Regions from separate parts of the Mus musculus genome. Here region 2 is linked to region 1. A link is a loop called in an ENCODE intact Hi-C map of the cell type or tissue named here. Cell type or tissue: gastrocnemius. All regions are shown on one strand. Links, peaks and the distances in the headings refer to the core of each region. The heading gives the core; the rest is flanking DNA.

What was found. A loop is a pair of places that touch in the nucleus more often than their neighbours do. Peaks named below come from ENCODE experiments on the same cell type or tissue, not always from the same donor. Only the 100,000 strongest peaks of a DNase experiment are listed, where the experiment ranks them.
Region 2: it touches region 1 in a loop (4-fold over the local background); 8 of 42 quality-filtered maps call a loop at or near these places.

The regions. Positions count from the first base shown.
Region 1 is chr4:144,886,733-144,892,987 of GRCm38, reverse strand. It overlaps a transcript of Vps13d not described here and a transcript of Dhrs3 not described here. Among named protein-coding and RNA genes, the nearest start is that of Dhrs3, 3.2 kb to the left of the region's middle. In gastrocnemius, for the core only: no CTCF peak of the experiment used is centred there; DNase peaks (open chromatin) are centred at 2,144, 2,481, 4,042, 5,175 and 2 more places; H3K4me3 peaks cover 1,818 bases; H3K27ac peaks cover 2,818 bases.
Region 2 is chr4:144,947,350-144,953,604 of GRCm38, reverse strand. Gm42344 (a long non-coding RNA gene) reads left to right here. Exons shown (of 3, transcript XR_881562.2): 1 at 1-6,085. It also overlaps a transcript of Vps13d not described here. Among named protein-coding and RNA genes, the nearest start is that of Gm42344, 6.3 kb to the left of the region's middle. In gastrocnemius, for the core only: a CTCF peak has its summit at 2,491; DNase peaks (open chromatin) are centred at 1,552, 2,504, 4,019 and 5,428; H3K4me3 peaks cover 571 bases; H3K27ac peaks cover 5,000 bases.

The DNA of each region.
Region 1 (6,255 bases), core at 378-5,377:
TGTAGCGCCCCCCTCCAACTTTCTCCAGAAAAAGAAAGGGGGGAAAAAACCACACACAAAAACACCACACACAAAACCTGGGGAGTGATTGCAGCTCCCAATTTCAGTCCGCGAAAGTCTCCCGACTCATTGCTATTCTTGGGCTCAGGAAATTGCTTAAACGCGATCTGATTGCCAGCACCGTGCAGGAGAAGTGGGGGGTCCGGGTGTCAGTTTCTTCTCGTGCACAGCTCGCCCTCGCGCGCGCCCGCTCTCTCCGGTTCCCTCCTCCCTCTCTTGCAGCCCGGGCTGGGAGTTGCCGCTCGGTGTGGCTCCCTCTCTTCCCCCCTCCCCTTTAGTATTTATTGCCTTCTTTTTTGTTCTTTCCAACTTGGTCGGGCCCGTACTGTGGAGCACTCGTGGATAGGACGCCCTAGTCTGCACCGCCCTATTACTTCGTCCGCGGGGCAGCTGCGGCGTGGACCGAAAGGGCGCCCCCTCCTTTTTTTTTTTTTTTTTTTTTTTAATACCCCATTAAGTCTGATTGACAGTTAAAGTTGTTGGGAGGCTTCACTATCGTGCCTCTGAGTGGCTGCGGCGACTTCCCCTCCCCCTGCGCCGTGGCGGGGCACGCGCCTAGGCGCGCACCCGGTCTCGCTGCGTCTCGCACTCCCCTGGGACTCGCTTCTCATTTCTGCAAGCTGGAACTTGCTGCCCTAGTCCCCGAGGGCTCGCAGCCGGAACTCGAACACGCTGCAACCAACTCTGGCAAGCCAGCTTGCTGTATCAGACCTGGCTCCCAGCCTGGGCCAGGTGACCACCCCTGAGCGGCCGGGCAAACCGAGGGGAAACTCGCGCATGCCTTGATGCTATTGGGTCGCCAAGGGTTCATTTCAGGTCACTTGGTCATTCTTCTGCCTCCAGGTAGGACCAGGAGGTTATGTTTCATCATTGCCTGATTCCCATTTTCCTTCAAAGAGTGTACATCCGAAGTTGTATTAACGTGAAGTCTCTCACGTTGAGGTAGAGGGACCCCTTGGGAGGCAGGATTTTGCTTTGGGAGAAAGGGGAGCAGGGCAAAGGACCTCTAACCCCAGGTGCCAATAAAATCCCCATAAGATTAGCTGGGAGCTTATTTATTGCTTATCTGGGCTAGAATTACCTTGACTGACAGCAATTTCCTTAATAACAGAAGCCTGTAAACAACACGTCTTCAAAGCTATGCCACTGTTCAGTTCATCCAGTGTCCCCTCTCTGGGTGCCCTTACCCCGCTGACCTTTTGGGCACCCACCTTGTAACCTCTTGCCCACCCCTTGTAAGAACGTCTCCCTGTTGGGAGGGCGGGACCCAGCTATTTAGACTTGCCTGTTGCGGGAAGTCTAGGAGGTGAGTCATGAGAAGCAGGCCCAGTTAAAAGTGCTGATGAGACTTGCCACCCGCCCCCTCTGCACATCCCTGGGCGGGAGAGGGAGAGACAGCCAGGGAGCCTGCCCTATAATCTGGGGCAGCCCTTTCCAGCCCTGGACGTGTTCAGGCTGGGAGTCCTGGGCCTCAGCCCCAAAGACTGATCCAGCAGGCCCTGGGTGCACAAGGAACTAACTGTGCTTTTAATATTCCCCGCCTGGGTGTGAACAAATCCCTTTGAGAAGTGCTGATTTGGGGAGGGGGTGGAGATCACTTCCTCTTTTGCCAACTACTGTAGTTCTGGGGAGAAGTTGTCATGAGAACTCTTAGGTTTGGATGAAGGGGCAAGGAAGCCGTTCTCCTGTGTGGAGCTCCTGCGATCTGGTCTGACATTCCACCCTCCAGCTGACCTCGCCTTGGGGACTTTGTCATCCTATTTCCCAGGTTACCCAGCCAGGAAGTACAGGAGGAAGAGATTCAGTCCAGACCTAATTTCTCTTCCCATCCCACCCCACTCTGGCAAGAAGGCAGGAGAGAGGTGGAGGACAGGCTTGGCCAAGAACTGCAGTGAAGAGTCCCTGCAGGCTCCATTCTTCTTTCTAAAGGACTCTCCAAAGGGCTGGCCGTTGCCTTCCTTAGATCCCACCCCACCATGGTGGCCATTTCGTCCATCTTCCAGGTCTATAAAACAACAGGAAAGAAATGGCAGTCAGGGAGGGTCGGACTCTTGGCGCCCAGCGGTTGCTAAGGCCTATGTACAAGACACCAAGTAGGGGAGACCCCCAAAAGGCTGCATAGCTTCTGCCCTCATCTATTATCCTTGGAGACGCCTAGTGGCCAACATGGGACACTGCACCTCTAAGCTACTAGCGTTTTCAACACTGGTGGGGCTAAAGAGCTATTCTTTTTGCTTAGGCCTTTCACTCCATGTAAGGCTAAGGACTTGTAAAGATCACAGCCTCTTCTCTACCTGTTTCATAGCAAAGGTTACTAACACACGGAGATCCAGCCATTCACAGAAAGACACGTATGTGTTCATCCTGTTCAGATCAGATGCTAGACCAGCTGAGTGACCAGGAGGACCCTTGTCCATGTCCCACAGGTGTATGTTTGGGACAGAGGTGGAAAGGTACTGTGAACCCCAGTGGATCTTCACACGTGTCTTATACACACTACAATTTCCCAAATGGTCTGGGGAGGTGGGTGTTATGTGCCCTCTCAACGCAATTAAGGAAACTGGGCCCAACAGATAAGTAAGCAATTCATTCAAGGCCACACAGGCTTCTCCCTGTTGAGTCTGAGCTGGAGTCAGAGGGGAGCAACAACAACAACAACAACAACTCAAAATAAAAGAATTGCCCCCCCCCAAACAAATTAACAAAACAAACGACCAAACAAAAACCGGCTAGGCAATTCCAAAAGCAACTGTCAGATGCAAGGTCTGGCCAGATGCAATGGCCCTGTTTCTACTTGGTCTACTGTCAGGATGTGGATTTTGTGGTCCTGGTATCTGTGAGCTTAAGGCTTCCCCCAGCATCAGCTTTCCAGAGATGAGCTGTCACTGTCTTTATCCATTTCCCTCCCTACACCTCAGTTCCCAGGAAGATAGGGGTGGGGGAGCACGGGGCTAAGGCTGCACAACTAAGTAGGCTGGTTTCAATAAGAAAGTTGTAGTGTGGAATATGTGTCCCCTTTCTCTCTTGGTACTGGTCCATTCTGCTTCCTTGATGCAGGAGATACTAAGTCTAACTCTAGAGAGGAGCTTGAAAATTTTCGTCCCAGCCTTGGGCGGAGGGCCCCACACTTTTTTTATTTTTTCATCCCCCTCCTGACAACGTGAAAGGAGTCTTTGTGGGCTTGGTGGGAGAAATGAGCAGAAGTAACTTTTCCATGACTCAGCCCTGCTGGGGCTGGGCACAGCTAGGGAGGTGCAAGAAACAACTCTCCTATAGGGCCAGTTGGAACCCTGTGGCGGAGCTGCCTTCCAACTTTCCTGGTTTGCGATTAAAGACAGTGAAAAGAGGTTGCTGGCCTTACAATTAGAAGTAGGCTGCCTAGGGACTTGGGAGATGTTTTGGTGGGTAAGAGCACTTGCGGTGTGCGCCGGCTTAGGTTTTTAATGTCAACTTGACACGAGCTGGAGTCGTCTGAGAGAAGGAGAATTTAATAGAGAAATCATCTCTGTAATATAAGGCTGTAGGCAAACCTACAAACCTGTAGGGCATTTTCTTCATTAGTGAGTGACGTGGGAAGGTACAGCTCATTGTGGGTGGTGCCATCCCTGGACTGGGGGTCTTGGATGCTATAAGAAAACAGGCTGAGCAAGCCATAGAGAGCAAGCCGATAAGTAGCATGATTCTGTGGCTCCTTCATCAGCTCCTGCCTCTAGGGTCCTGCCCTAACTTCCTTCCATGAGAGTCTATGATGTAGAAGTGTAAGAGAAATAAAGCCCGTTCTCCCCCAATTTGCTTTAGGTTATACGATTTTATCACAGCAGAAGAAACCCTGATTATAACACTGTGCAAGCGTGGGAACCTGAGTTTCGGTTCCCAGGATCAATGTAAAAAGAGAGATGTGGCCATGTGCTTCTGTAATCCCAGGGCCAGGGGTGGAAGTAGGCAGGGCCAGTTGGTGGATGGATCCTTGCTTGGCAGCTGGCCAGTCAGCCTAGCTGGAAAACAGCAAGCTCCAGGCTCAGTGATGGACCCCATCGCAAGGGAGTGAGGCAGAGAGGGACAGGAGAAATTCCAAGTCCTTTTCAGGCCACTGTGTGTGTATACACTGCCACACATACTCCCATTCACATGCCTGTGTGATCTTGCACACTCAGACACAGTAGACTACCTCATGAGTTAGCTCATTGTGGACCTGAGGCAGCTAGTGCCTTGCTGACCACTGAGCCCGTTCTGTTTTTCCACCCAGCACCAAGCAATGAAGGCTGAGAGTTTTTCTTTTACAAAGCTCTCTCCTGGCCACCATTGCAACTAGACTGTAAGATATAGAAAGGCAGGCCTCAAGCCTTGCTCAGTTCAGGGATGGCTCCATGCTACTGGGAGACAGCTGAAGCCCAAGCTCAGTGACCTGCAGTGATCCCTTCCCTTCAAAGAGACTGACGTCTGGGCAATTGAATCCCAGAAGCCAGTACTGGTGCCCACTGCTGATCTACTCTGCCCCTTCACCCATCTTCAGCTCCTTTGTTTTTTGCAATGTTGAGAATATAAGCCAGGGAAAGGACTCTATCACTGAGCCCCCAGCTTAGCCCAGCCCTTCAGCTCTGGAACAGAGTTTGAAAATGTCCAGTATACACAAAGACATTTACATACACAGACACACTAACATACACTTACATATACTTACATACACACAGATAGGCAGAAAGACAAACATAGATATAAACAGACAGACAGACAGACAGACAGACAGACAGACAGACACACACACACACACACACACACACACACACACACACATACCAGATTCACAGAGCTACCCTTAAACTCTGAAGAGTACAAGCCAGAGGAATTGAATGAACAGGGTCTGGGAAAAATAACTGTTCTGGTGGAGAACCCAAGTTTATGTTGAGCTGGGTGTGGTAGTATACACTGGTAACTCAGGGGACAGAGGTAGGAGGATCATGAGTTTGCGGTCTGCCCCAGCTCAAAAGTGAGTTCTAGACTGAAACGGTTGAAAATTACCTAAAGGACTGTGGTCTAGAGGGTCTTCCCAATTGGTGAATGTCTGGGGCACAGGAACTGTACAAGGCAATCAGCATAGGCAGCTTGCCAGGCCAAAGGAAACAGAGGGAGAGACAGACTTTAGATGGGTGGAGACCCCTGTGGGGAGGGCATGTGTGGCTCTTTCAAGACACAGGAAAAAAGTCTGCAAAGCCCCCAGACTATTTCAACACCCCCTATAAAACACCTCCTCTTCTAATATGGAACATCTGTTGACAGCGCCCTTTTCTCTTTAGCAGGTCTGGTTGCTAGGACTGGAGACATGAGAAGCAGGTAGACTGGCTCCTTTGATCCCACTCAGTACTCCTAATCTCCAGTGGTCAGAGCACACAGGTGGGTATTTTTCATGCAACCACACTCTCACCCCATCCTGTGCTCAGGCTGAGACTTGTGTTGCTCAGGTCTCAGGCTGGCAGTGGGGACAGGCTTCTGCCAACTCTTGGTGAACTGATACAGGGGCAGACAGGGTTCTCAATGCCAGGGTCAGGTGAGCATAGCCAGAGATGTGGCAGAAACAAGGAGGTGGTGGGAGGGTTGTTGTATCCAAGTCAGCTCACAGTTGCTTGTAACCAGCTAGAGGGGATCCTATGTCATTTTCTGTCCTCCTTGGCCAGGGATAGGTGTAGCTCAGTAATAAAGCATTTGTCTAACATGTGAGGCTCTGGTTTCCATCCCTACTTGTATTCCTGTACTCCAGAGGTTGGCAGAAGGATCATAAGTTCAAGACCAGCCTGAGCTACAAAGTGAAACCTTGTCTAAAAGGAGAACCAACTCCTGCAAGTTCTTCTTTGGCCTCCATGTGTGTGCACTCAGGCACACATGAAAATAAATATAAGAAATAAAAAATTAAAATGATAAAAGAACTCTTTTTTCTTTAAATTCCAATTAGCACAAATGTTTTAAAAGCATTTCTTGTACCCCAAATGCCATTCTAATTTCTCAAAGTTCATGTCTCACTTACTCCGAATGGAAAAGGACACAAAGGCCCACAATAGTTTCCCCATGGCCCCAGATGGTAGGGTTCCATCTCCAGGATCTGCTTTGGATGCTGGGTCTAAGCTTGTTGCTTCCTAATAATTGACCTATCTGGAGACTTCCTAAGAACACTAAGAGTGTTCTCGGGCCACAGGCAGAGCT
Region 2 (6,255 bases), core at 580-5,579, 60 kb before region 1:
CTTGATCTTGTGACAGAAACCACAGCTACATGTTCATGAGAGCCATGCCCATGTCCTGAAGACTGCCTTCCACAACACTCCTCCTCACCCTCCAGTTCTGACACTCTTTCAGCCCCTCTTCCAGAATAGTAGTGCCTGAGCTTTGGGTAGGAATTAGTACAGATGACATCTTTAGGTCTGACTACTCAACAGATAAATATTCTCAGCACAGTTGTGAATCTCTGCATTAACTGCTAACTGCAACAGAGAGGAGCTTTCCTGGCCAAAGTTGAAGGCAGTACTAATCTCTGAATGTGAGCATAACTGTTTCGTAGGTGGTTTAACAACATGTCCAAAACAACAACAACAACAACAACAACAACAACAGCAACAACAACAACACAGCAGTAGAGGGTTTCTCCCAGAGCTGGTGACCTCCTAGGCCATTGGCTTTTGACCAGGTTAATGGTATGAGACATGAATTTCTTCCTGTGGAATAGGCCTCAGATGAATCTAAAAGCCCATAACCTTGATGCCATTACTATAGCCCTGGGCACATCTATCCTGGCAGGTCAGTCTAGCAGCCTCACTAGCTAGCCAGCAGGAAGAAACTTTTTTTAAATTAATTTATTTACATCAAACATTGTACCTCCTCCTGATCCTCCCTCACAGAGACCCTCCCCACATGATGACTGTGGTACCTGTTCCCTAACAGGGTTCCCGTGTCTGGCCTCAGTGAGAGACGATGCGCCTACCCTGGCAGGGAGAAACTTTTAAAGTCAATTCCAGTTTGATTTCCCTATGACCTGCAAAGTATGTGGTGTCTTCAGCAATAGGGTTTTTTGCTGTCTAACTGTGGAGGACAACCAGGAGCTCTGACAACAGCTTCTGTTATGAGTGTTTCTCGGTCTCCTTGACCAATGACTCCTAAAGGGATATCCCACACCTAGTACTGATATTTTCATTTAAGAACTTATGTCTTCTTTGGGAATCATTGTTCCTCTATGTAGGAACTTTATGTTGCACCTCCAACTACTTTTAAATTATATTTTTAATTAGTTTACAAAGTATGGATTCCTATAGAGGGTTTTCATATATTTTTACTTTTGATTAACCTACCCTCACCTTCTTCTCCCCCATACACCCCTTGTCCCTGGTTAAACCATTAACTCTCAGTATTCCACCCTTCACCCCATAGCCCTGCCATCTTCATATTATATGTGTTCTATTATTCCCTTTTCCCTTAAGTCCTCTTTCCCTCTCAAGAGTCCTTTTTTGCTTCCTGGGCTTAGAGCTACTCCACATTTACACACAAATCTCAAATTTTGAACTAGGATCTACATCTGAGTGGGAATCTGTGACATTTGTCTTTCTGGACCCGGGGTGCCTCACCTTTGATCTGTTTTCCAAAGATTTCATTTTTCCTCATAGATAAATAAAAGCCCATTGTGTTTATTTTGGTTTCCCACTCATTGGCTCATGGATATCTACGTTGATTCCATTCCCTAGCTATTGCAAGCAGAGCGGTAATGAGCCTGATGAGTAAGTTTCTCCCTCGGAAGACTGGAGCGTTTGGGATACATGCCCAGGAGTATCACGCCTGGGTCATATGGAAGTTCTATTTTTAGCTTTTTGAGACACATCCAGATTGGTTTCCATAGTGGTTGCCCCAGCATTTGTTGTTATTTGTTTTCTTGATGATAGGCGTTCTGACTGGGGTGAGATGGAATCTCAGTGTGGTTTCAGTTTGATTTCTCTGATGGCCAACGATGTTGAACACTTTTAAAAATGATTTTTAACCAGCTATATTTTTGGTGTTGTTCAACTCCATGGCCCATTTTTATCATTTTGCTTTGCTTTGTTTTCTTGCTGTTTATTTTCTTACATTCTTGGTATGACTTAGAGACTGATGCTTGGCCAGATTTGTAGTCGGCAAGTATTTTCTCCCATTCTATAGGGTGCTTCTTCATTTGACTGACAACTCTTTTTGTATGTATGCTTAGGACTCATCTGATTTTCTTCACTTTTACACAGATCAGGGACCAAACCTAGGGAGTTGTGCCACTCACAATAGGCTGGTTCTTCTGATATCAATTAATGTAATTAAGACAACCCCCCCCACCACAGAATACTCACAGGCCAACCTGTTCTAGACAGTCCTATACTGAGACTCTCCTTAGGTAATTCTAGGTTGTATCCAGTTGAAAATGAGAACTATCCATCTTGACAAGCAAATGCTCTCACCTCTCCCAGTGCCCTCTGACCTTCTGTCACTGTCTCCCATTGGTGGAGGTTAACAGGAAGTCAGGGTCAGGTGCCCAACTGATACAAGGTGTGGAAGCCAGTCACATTTATCACATGAGACAGATCATGGAGATCAGCTAGGCCCATGGATAGAGCAGGTTTGCTCAGAAGGCAAATGGACCACGTCCCAAACCTCCTTGTCCCCCACCACAGACCATTCTCCATGGAGCAGCCTGAGGATACCATGTGCTTTCAATGGGAAGGCAGGACAAAGCAGAGCCACAAGGTGGCCAGAACCTGGACTTATGCCACTCTAACTAGAGGAAGGCTGCCAGCTAAGCAGGAGAAGAGAAGTTGCAAACCACATTTATGTTGCAAACCACATTTATGTTGGATTTACTACATATGTAGGTTTTTACATAGCAACCCGACTCTGCATACCCACAGAACAGGGCAGCACGGTTTCTTCTCTACAGCATTGTTGGGAGACTTAAATCAGGTAGAACTTGCTTCAAACGATGCTTTCAAGCATCACGAATTCCCAAGCAATGGCAGCAATTATTATTATTGCTTAGTATGTGAAAGGAATTCAAAATCATAACATCTTTTCTTTTCTTTTCATGTGTATGTGTGGCTTGCATGCACAGGTGTACACGTGTGGGTGTACATGGTGTGTGTGTGTGGAGGTGCATGTGTGTGCACCCACATGGAGAGGTTTAAGGTTAACATTGGGAATCTCCCTAGATTGCTTTAGGAGAACAGACAAACTGTGAGGAATATATACAGAAGGTCAGCGTCCCCACCTCCAGCCCCATCCCAGAGGCTTCTGACAGTGTGGTCTCTAGGGGTGGAGCTTATGCCAGACTTCCCACAAGAATTCACAGTGTGGCATTCGGACCCCAAGAAGGCCTTTAGGGACACTGCATCCAGGCCAGCACCTGAGTCTATCCTGTAAGACAGAATAGAGGTAATCCTGCTTTCAATAGGCTCAGCCTCTTCTGCTTTTGTGTACTGGCTTTTCTGGTTATCCCGGGGACAGGACTCAGGTCAGAGAGAGGCTTCTCGAGAATGTGGAGAGGAGAGGTAGGCCCAGCCTCTCCAGTACAGTAGTGAACCCAGCCTTCCCAGTGCCACTACAAAATCACCAGGTATGTGCCTGAGCCCAGTGGCCACTGCCCACCCCTGGGTGGCTCCCTACCCACAAGGCCATGGCTTCTCCATCAGCTATCAGAAGGAGCAGGAGGTGCTTTGAGATTCAGAAGAGGTAATCAGACGGCCTGTATTGCCAGTGTGGCTATCAAGTAGCAGCAGATACCTAGCCATAAGCCTATGACCAGGCCAGGGCAGGGTGTTCCCTGCTTTGAAGGATTGTCCCCCAAGCCCCACCCCCATGCAGAACAGACCATTCTCAACTTTGCAGTGTTGCAACCAGATGCAAGCTGCTGGCCTGGCTGGCCCAGTGGAATGTACTGCTGGCTCTCTCTCTCTCTCTCTCTCTCTCTCTCTCTCTCTCTCTCTCTCTCTCTCTCTCTCTCTCTCAGGGAGTCTGGATCCTGCCCCTTGGGGAGAGGCTGAGCTCACCAGCTTTCTCCATTCCTCTTCTTGATTGGCACTTTAATGAGGGCAGAAGGGGCTGACCCCCTGCCAAGGGGCCAGTTCATGCCCCGTTTATCTCACAGCCCGAGTCAGACTAAAACAACACTGCAGGCCTAGCCGCCAGGAGCCTGGGGGCCTGCCGCCCCCACCCTGGGTGATGGATTGAGTGACCACAGTGAGCTGGCAGCTGAAGTGTGTGGTGGCCGCACCTTCCTGTCAGTGTGCAACAAAGGAGCCTGGCCCCACCGGCTGGCTGGCCAAACCGCTCTCCTCCTTGGGGCAGCTCCAGGGGCTTGGCCTTCCTCCCTGCTTCCTGAATACCAGTGCCAAACTTCTAGAGACAGGTCTAGGGACTAGCCTGATATACTCTGGAACCATTCTGGGGTCCTGGGGGGGCAATGCCTGGAATGAGGCCTTCTGAGGTTTCAAGCCTGGCTGACCAGAAAGTACATTTTTTTGGGTTCCAAGTGTCAGGGTCCAAGATGGACTTTTCTCAGCGGATTCCCCATCTCATGCACATCTGACCAGCTCTGAGCCCACTCATGGGGGAGTCCAGCCAGGCCATCTGTTTGCTGTGCAGCTGTGAGTGAATTTATCAACCTTGCTGAACCTTTGAGTCTTTTTCCCTAAAAGGCTTATATTTGTCTCCCTCATTGGGTTTTTATGAGAATGAAGATTAGGCAAAGCCAGCACTTCTATAAGCCAGGTCTCAGGGGCTCAGTTTACCTGATTGTTAAGAACTACCTCTCAAGTATACACACACACACACACACACACACACACACACACACACACACACACACACACACACACACAAAGTGCTATGGCACAAATGTGGAGCTCAGAGAACAACTTACAGAGGTCACTTCTCTCTATCTACAACATGGGTTCCAGGGGATCAAACTTGGGTCGTCAGGGTTGGCAGTAGACACTGTCACTTCCTGAGCCATCTTGCTGGCTCCTTTGATTGACTTTCTGAGGAGGTACCAGGGACAAACCCAACATCTCAATCAGGAGTTGTCTCACTCTCTCCACCGGCATTCTATCCTATGGCTTCCGGATGAAGCTCACTTTATACATTAGCCTCAAGGCTAATTTAATTTACCCAGTGTAGTGCAGAGTAGAGACAACAATTCTAACAAGACGTGGCTCTGAAGACCACAAAGCTATTCCCAAGACCCTGGGTAACAGACTGGAATTTCCCACTGGGAAAAAGTGGACAACCCCAGAGGCCCCCACAGTCAAGGAGCTGGAGCAAGGTTTGTGACATTCTTCTGGGCCACCTGGGTGAGTCAAGATGCCAGCCTTTCTCATGGCTCTGCTGATGGCATCAAGTGAACTTGAACTCTAAGCTATTCCCCAGACCCCACAGAAAGCAGGAGCCACAGAGGGAAACACCCCACCCCACCCTGCCTTCAGCAAAGGGGCATTGCCGTTGTAAATCCTCTGCCTCAAGGCTCCCTGGGGCTTTGCACCAAGAATAGACAGTCTCAAAAGTCCCAGCTGTTTGGTTCCTTGGAACTTCATCTATAAACCCAGGCCTCCCTGGAGAGGGGAGGGAACCATTCTCCACTTGGAGGAGATATCACCTCTCTGTGAACTCCCAAAGGGCAGGAGGCCAAGTCCCAGCCAAGGTCAGAGGAAGTGACACGACCATAATAGGACTTCATGTGGACCTTCTGGTTCTTCTTGCAGGCCCTCCAAATCAGGGCTCTGTCCTTCAGCAATAATACCCTCCACACTGGACAAAAGGTGACATTCTTGAACAAGGCAAGGTAGATGGGGCCTTGGAAGGTGGGTTGAACCTCAAACTCTTAGCCAACAGACATAAATAGACTTTGGACCTTTAGTTAGGCCCATGAGGCCGAGTGCCCAGGCTCAAGTCTGTGGAGCGGCCTTAAAACTTTCCCAGAGTCGTTTCTTCCTGTCTGTCAGCCCCAACTCAGCCTCCAGCACCCTTTTGCAGTGGTATCGTCAGTAAAGCTTTCCCTCACTGATCCTGCTCTCAGAGGGACCCCTCACCCCACTAGACAGAATAAACTATGTTCTATTCTGGGTCAGGCTCTGCTGAACTCCACAAGCCAGTCCAAAAAGATGCCACATGTTAATGTCAGGCTGTAATAAGCCAGGCAGGCAGAGCTGTCTCTGCTTGCCTGGGGTCCAAACAGTCAGCCAGGCATGTATCTGACGCTTGCTATTGCTATGTCCTTACAGAATGTCACCCCTGCTGTATGAACACACTCCACCAGCCTGTGTCCAGGGACTGGTATGTTTTATTCACCACTATAGCCCCCAAACCTAATAGACTTTTGTTGGATATTTGATCAATGGATAGATGTGTGCACCTCTGTGTGTGTGTTTGTGTATGTGTGTGTGTGTGTGTGTGTGTGTGTGTGTGTGTGTGTGTGTGTGTGAGAGAGAGAGACAATGAGAGAG